Linked DNA regions of Homo sapiens: region 2 is linked to region 1. Evidence: chromatin contacts called from ENCODE Hi-C or POLR2A ChIA-PET data. All regions are on one chromosome and are shown on one strand. Each heading gives the region's core, a stretch centred on a gene start or an enhancer-like site at or near the end of the contact. The rest is flanking DNA. Distances are from core to core; before and after follow the strand shown. Region 1 has its middle 84 kb from the start of LINC01283. Region 2 has its middle 61 kb from the start of MIR3937.

What was found. Hi-C counts contacts between places; a loop is a spot of excess contacts on that map. ChIA-PET counts read pairs that join two places held with the same protein, here RNA polymerase II (POLR2A).
Region 2: a map of ascending aorta shows a loop between it and region 1 (5-fold over the local background). The contact joins two enhancer-like sites. A Hi-C loop is called at or near these places in 1 of 168 maps with a recorded cell type or tissue (ascending aorta). POLR2A ChIA-PET finds 5 or more read pairs at or near these places in 1 of 52 experiments (OCI-LY7).

What each region holds. Positions count from the first base shown.
Region 1 is chrX:39,517,481-39,520,899 of GRCh38, forward strand. No RefSeq gene overlaps it. Among named protein-coding and RNA genes, the nearest start is that of LINC01283, 84 kb to the left of the region's middle. Within about 2 kb of position 1,596, at least 11 of the 41 ENCODE cell types and tissues checked have a DNase peak (open chromatin) inside an H3K27ac peak, as active enhancers do; they include ascending aorta, where a contact is called at or near this core.
Region 2 is chrX:39,720,081-39,723,356 of GRCh38, forward strand. No RefSeq gene overlaps it. Among named protein-coding and RNA genes, the nearest start is that of MIR3937, 61 kb to the left of the region's middle. Within about 2 kb of position 1,616, at least 2 of the 41 ENCODE cell types and tissues checked have a DNase peak (open chromatin) inside an H3K27ac peak, as active enhancers do; they include ascending aorta, where a contact is called at or near this core.

The sequences.
Region 1 (3,419 bases), core at 346-2,845:
ACACACCCAACCACCTGTGATAAATACACAAGTAATGGCCCTGTCAATACTCCCCACCACCTCAAATTCTTGTCCTTCACATCTTTTCATTGCGGCAGCATTGTCCTAGCCAGGAAGAAAGGGCTAGATTCCCCCAGCCCTGTCTCTGTCTCTGCAACCCCAAGCTCCCAGCCCCGTCCTCCTCCTGGCTTAGCCTTGTACACCTATGGGGGTCTTAGAGGCCAAAGTCACTCAGGGACATTGAGTCTCCAAATCTTTACCTTTTTGGTGTAAGGCAGCTTTGTCATGGTGGACCTTGAGACATTCAACAAGATAAAGTGATCTCCACCCAGCAGTCACCTTGTTTGAGTGTTTTTGTTTTTTTTTGGTCTTTTTTTTTTTTTTTTTTTTTTGGAGATGGAGTTTTGCTCTTGTTGCCCAGACTGGAGTGCAATGGCATGATCTCGGCTCACTGCAACCTCCGCCTCCTGGATTCAAGTGACTTTCCTGCCTCAACCTCCCGAGTAGCTGGGATTACAGGTGCGCACCACCATGCCTGGCAAATTTTTGTATTATTAGTAGAGACGGGTTTTAGCCATGTTGGCCAGGCTGGTCTCGAACTCCTCAGCTCAGGTGATCCACCCACCTCGGCTTCCCAAAGTGCTAGGATTACAGGCATGAGCCACCGAGCCCGGCCTCACATTGTTTTTAAAGCAACAGATATTGAACTCATAAATAGCTGTCTACAATGACAGGTAGTGTATGCTGAAATCTCATGGGTTGGGATGAAAACAAATTAAGTGTATATAATTCACTTCACTCTTACTCAATTTCCCTGCCTGTAAAATCAGGCCAGTATAGCTTCTCTGTGCCTCAGCTTACTCATCCAGAAAATGGGATGAATAGGCACCCTGCCAATATCACAGGGCTACTATAAGGACCAAATGATATGTGTGAAAGTGAGCCTTGTAAGCTATAAAAATAACACCCCAAACGAGCCTCTAAATAGGCGAAACCCCTGCACAGCTAAAATGCTCTCTCTACCAAGTCTGCCCTAAGCCAGCCCACTGTGCCTGCGTTTTCTTGGCCAGTATTGCTCTAGTGCAATTGTCTGAGGACAAAACAGCCCCAGCACTCGGGCAAGGACCCAAGGCAAGACAGCCTCGTCACCTCAGCATTTCTATAAAAAGATTGCTCAGACTCTGGAGCCTGGCTGACAGGCAGGGCTGAAAGGGTGTGTGCATGTGTGCATGAGTGTGTGTGTGTGCACGCATGCACACGCACACATGCACGCAATGAAATGTTCTCGTAACAGCTGGCGTGGGCCAAGAATCCATGCTCACCCTAAATCCCCGAGCCCCACTGGCAGGAGGGGAATGGATTCAAGGAAGGGTAGAGAGGCTGAGAGAGAGAGAGAGAGCGCTGTGCATCGAAGAATAGGTCTGGGCAAAGAGATGTCTGCGGTGCTGGTCTGTCGCTCCGAGCAGCCAACACAATGGACCTCTGGGTGGGCTCAGAGAGACCCCCCAACCCCCCGACCTCCTGCCCGTGACACAGATAAGGACCTGGAGGACTGCTCTGAGCTTCTGTGTGTGCCCTGGGCCAGCCGGCAGCGAGGCCAGTCTGGTGTGAGTGGCAGCAAAGATAAACGGCGGCCGCGCGGGCATTGAATGCCCCGACACAAAAGGCCGCCTCTCCCCGAGTCCCTCTGAGGCCCAGATGGTCAGGGAAGCCCTTTCCCGCCTCACAAAGAGGATCGCTGCGTGTCTTTTTCTTTTAAAATGGAATAAAAAAAAAAAGCCATTGCTCACAAAGGACCTGGATGAAAAATAAACCCTTAAAAAAACCCAGCCTCTCCTCGCTCAGCAGCCCGGCATTTCTTCCGACTGTCAGACTTAGCAGATTGCTTTCTGGAAAGGATCCAATTGGCAAGACCTGCCGCTGTGCAAATGAAATTTTAAAACCCCATTCCTTGTTGCACTCAAAGAGCTTTTCTCTCTCTGCTTGTTCTACACGGCCTCGTAGAATTATTCTCTTGTCTCTCGTTGTATCAGAAACTAATATTCCCCCACTTTCCCTCCCCACGTGAGGGGTCCTCACCCCAGCTGGGGATTTGGGTAATCAGGGACGTCTGGAGCACCACTCCAGACCCCCAAGTTGATTCCCCACCTGGGCTTCATCTCACAGAATCACCTACTAATTAGGAGAGAGACTTGCTCCTGAAGAGAATAAACACTTCCACGCTGCCTCCCTCCCTCCCCGGCTCCCTGCCCCCGCCTCGGTAATGAGATAAGTGTTTGGGGGATGAGGGAGAGAGGATGACGGGGACGTTCTTCACACACAAGGTTTGACACCCGTCAGGCCCGTGACACTAGCTCTGTTTGGCTGGCATCCCCGTGGTGAAAAGTCAGCAGAAAAAAATAGCCACAGGACTTGTCTGGGTTTGACAGGCTGCCTCACAGAGTGATGAACTTGGAGAGAAGAAGCCACGTGATGTGTCGGAAAGTGTCCCAGGCCTGGGAGCCAGGAGACCTGGGTTCCAATTCCAAGTCTGCCCCTAATAACAGTGTACCAGGCACAGTGCTCGGCTCCATACATGTGTTCTGTTCTGCTTTCCTTGGAGCTAGTGTCATTCTCAGGTTAGATACCGGCACTATGAGACAGGCAAATGTTGCTCAAAACATTGCCTCATGGGGGTAGATTGCATTACTGGTCCCCATTCCTCATCCTTCCTTGTAGCCATGCCATTGGCCATGAGACTTTGCAGCTCTTCTCATATTTTCTCACCCCTTGATTCTGGGTTCAACCATATGACCTGCTTTGGCCAATGGAATGATCCAGAACAAACAATACACCCACCAAGTACCGACCTCAAGAGTCACGGCCAGTTCTGCTCACCCTCTTGTGTCCCTGTCATTCAATGAAAAGAGCTTCCTCTGAGTGACTGCTGCCCCTTAGCCTGAGCCCCAGATGAACACATGTGGAGCAGACCCAATTTATAAATGACCTTTAGGGTAATGACATCCCACCTCCCACTGGTGGCTGCCTGTATTTGACATTTTAAAAAGAAGGTACTCACTGCAGCAATCTTGAAAGATGTCTGTTAAATTCCACTCCTGCCCTATCTGGGGAAGGGGTATTAATACCTAATTATTCATCCATTCACCACTCACATATTTACTGAGCACCTACTCTGTGCTGAAAGCTGGGCCAAATACCCCCAGAAAGAAATATGGGCTGCCAGGCCATGACAATGCCATCCTCCAATAAAAGGAGGATGATCAAGTGGGAGAACAGCTTGGTTTCCTTAAAGCAGAGCGGTTTCCAAATCTCTGCACCAGGTCACTGAGTTAACCTGAGAAAACTAGTCAAGAATACTGGAAAAGAAAGAATACATCCATGATCAGCTGATCCATCAACAATAAGTCCTGATTTCTTCA
Region 2 (3,276 bases), core at 366-2,865, 200 kb after region 1:
CAGTCCAAATTCAAGGGGAGAGAAAATAGACTCCACTTTTTTTTTTTTTTTTTTTTTTTTTTTTTGGACAGGGTCTCTCTCTGTCACCCAGGCTGGAGTGCAGTGGCACGATCGCCAGGCTATTGTATTTTTAGCAGAGACAGGGTTTCACCATGTTGTTCAGGCTGGTCCCGAGCTCGTAAGTTCAAGTGATCCACCTGCCTCGGCCTCCCAAAGTGTTGGAATTACAGGCGTGAGCCACCGCTCCTGGCTAGGCTCCACTTCTTGATGGAAGGAGAGGCAAAGTCATTTGGCAAAGGGGCCTGGGGAATGAGAGGATTTGTTGCAGCCATCTTTGCAAACCACTGTAGGTTTGGGGTGAGCCCAGGACTCTTGGTTGCCAAGCTCCCCACACCCAGATGATATAGACAAGAGTGGTCGGGGCACACATTAGGTTCCTCACCACCGCAGTACCGCCCCTGTCAGACTGCTCCACTCACCCCCTACCCAAATCTCCCCTTCAAGGCAAACCTCAGGCACACACCTTCAGCAGGAAGCCTGCCTTATCCCTCTGCCCTCAGTCCACTCCTGCAGCCACTGTTCTAGGGTATTCTAAAACCACTACTGTAGTCTCTTTTCTTGCCTTTTCCACTGTGAACCTCTAAAGCAGAGACTTTCTCTCCAAGATTACCAGATCTTGGAGGGCAGAAAAAACATCTTAGTGACAAAGACCCTGCTCCATGGCACTGGAGACAAGGCAAGGCCCTCATCAACACTTAGCAACTGACAGATGGAGAGAGCTGCCACTCCCTGTGGGACTCTGCCTTTCTTCCAATGCCTCCTAAGATAAAAATCCCATCCCCGTGATTGGGTAGCTTTCCAGCTCTTTTCTACGGGGAAAAAAGAGTAAAGGTAGGGGAGCAAAAGGGAGAAGAGCTGAGCTATAAAACTGCTGAATCCAAAATGAAGGAGGGAGTAGAGCCAGTGTGCAGCTTTAATTCAAAAGAACAAAAAAGAATACTGCCATCACTACAAACCACAGGCTCTCTCAGTTCTTGCTACCTCACCACCCAGTAAAGCTGGCCCAACTTCAGCACTTTGCTTGCCTTCTGCAGCCTGGCTTCACTCCACGGGCAATGAAAACCAAAGCCCAAATGCCTTTCTTCCATTTCTCATTCATTCAGTTCTTAAGTAACCAGGAAAGAGTATCATATTAGGAATCAGAAGAAGTGGCATTATCTAATGTTAAGTGTGTCTGCTATTATCTAATCTCATTAGAGAGGCCAATGTAATATTTGTAATATATTGCTGGACTCGCATAAGAAAGGAACTTGATATAGGAACCCACAGGGGTTACTGCTACGAACTCTATGGAGTCCACCCTCACCCACCAAACCCCAGTTTCTAGAAAGTTCAATCGTGAAGTGTAATCCCACCATTTGGAAGAAACACAAGATCTCCTCCCACGCCATTCGGCAAACACCAGGGAAGCATCCTGCCCTTTTCTGGGGCTTCCATCTTTGACAAAGTTTCCAAAAAGTCTCCAGACCATCTGATAGGCATCCCATGCACATCTTATCAAAAGCATAAAGCTGCCTTATTTCCTTTGGCAGAGGTGCTTGTGACGTAACTCCAGAACCAGTGCTCAGCTGGAATGTGGACTGCCTTCCAAACGCATGCCACACTTCCTCACAGGGACTGCCCTTGCCTCTGCCTGGATCATTTGCGAGGTTTGAAACGCATCCATATTAAACATAGACTACAGCATTTTCCTTCCCATCAGCATTCCACAGACTCGATATCGGGAGACAATTCAGCCCGTTGTACTTAGGTGGAAGGCTGGAGTTCTGACAAGCCATTTCATGAGAAATATCCCTGAGAAATTGAGAGGGTTGGCTGACAGCTGGTCACCACAGTGTGATGTGTGCTGAGAAGGTCGATGCAGTGAGATCCCTTCGTTCATCCACTCAGCAAATGTTTATTGACTGGGTACTAAGGAGCAAGCCCCAGGGAGTGGTAGGATGCTGAGCCAAGGAGTGGACCCTGCCCTCAGGAAATTCACAGTCTGGCTAGGGAGCAAATTCCTTCCCAAACAACCGCTAGAGAATAATGCACAGCCTAGAAGTGGTAAAGCTTTAACCAGGAGACAGAAGAATTGGAAATAGTGAAGTCAGAGCCCCGGACGTTGTATGGAGGAAGTGAGATCCAGCCCATACCAGCTACTGGGCTAGGAATGAGTTCCTCTGGGCTCATCAAACCAGAGACATTGGAGATAAGATCTAGAAGGAGTAGAAGCCTGAGGAGGTGGTAAGATAGATTGGTGAGGCAGAGGGGTTCAGAACAGGCTCAAAACTCATTCCATGTTTTCTCTCTCCAACTGTCTGTCTTTGTGCCTGTATTTCATTTTGTCTTTTTTCTGTGTTTCCCTCTTTCCTCTTAGACCTCCTCCTTTTCATTTCTCCTCCTCCTCTTAATCTCGGCTGTGTCTGTCTCACTCCTTCCTTCATCATCATCTCTTTCCCTTTCTACATTCCCCTTTTAGATTCTGATTTCTTTCCATTCTTTTAACCTCTCCATCTTTTCATCCTTCAATCTCTTTTTCCCCTCCCCCAACTCTGAAAAAACTAGACAAAAGAAGAAACTAAAGGACATCTTTTTTGGCTCATTTACTTCAAGATTATTCTGCTTGATTTTTTTATTTTGAAAAGTAAGAAGTGAATCAGACTTTAAAGGGGAAAAAAATAAACAATATTCAAGTTTCAGATTTTCATAAGTTGCATCATGTGTGCTCTTCAGTAGGTATTGGCTGTGTTCACTGCTATCAAACACAGAAGAAATGCTGAGATTATTTTTTAAAAACCCACAGGGAAAAATAGCAAGAAAAAAAAGGTCAAATAATATGGACAAGCAATTCATAGATAGGAAACCTCTAATGAATAAAAAGAGGAAGAGATTGTCAACCTCCGCAAATTATCAGAGAGATGCAAATTAAAACAACATTAGTTCAAACATAAGACATTGGCAAAACTTATGAAGCTGAATAAAACCAAGTGCTGTAGAAGATGTGGGGAAAGGGGAACTTTCATGCACTGCTGGTGGAACTGCAAAGTGATATGTCATTCTGAGGGATTATCTGGCAATGCTTAGGAATGAAGTCTGTGTAAACCCTGTGACCCAGAAAGCCCCCAGGTCTTTACCCCAGAGATGCGTGTGATGATGGTAGGCACATATGACAGAATTCCATGTAGCAGTCAGAAACAATAGACCAGATTTACATACAGCCATGGACAGGTCTTT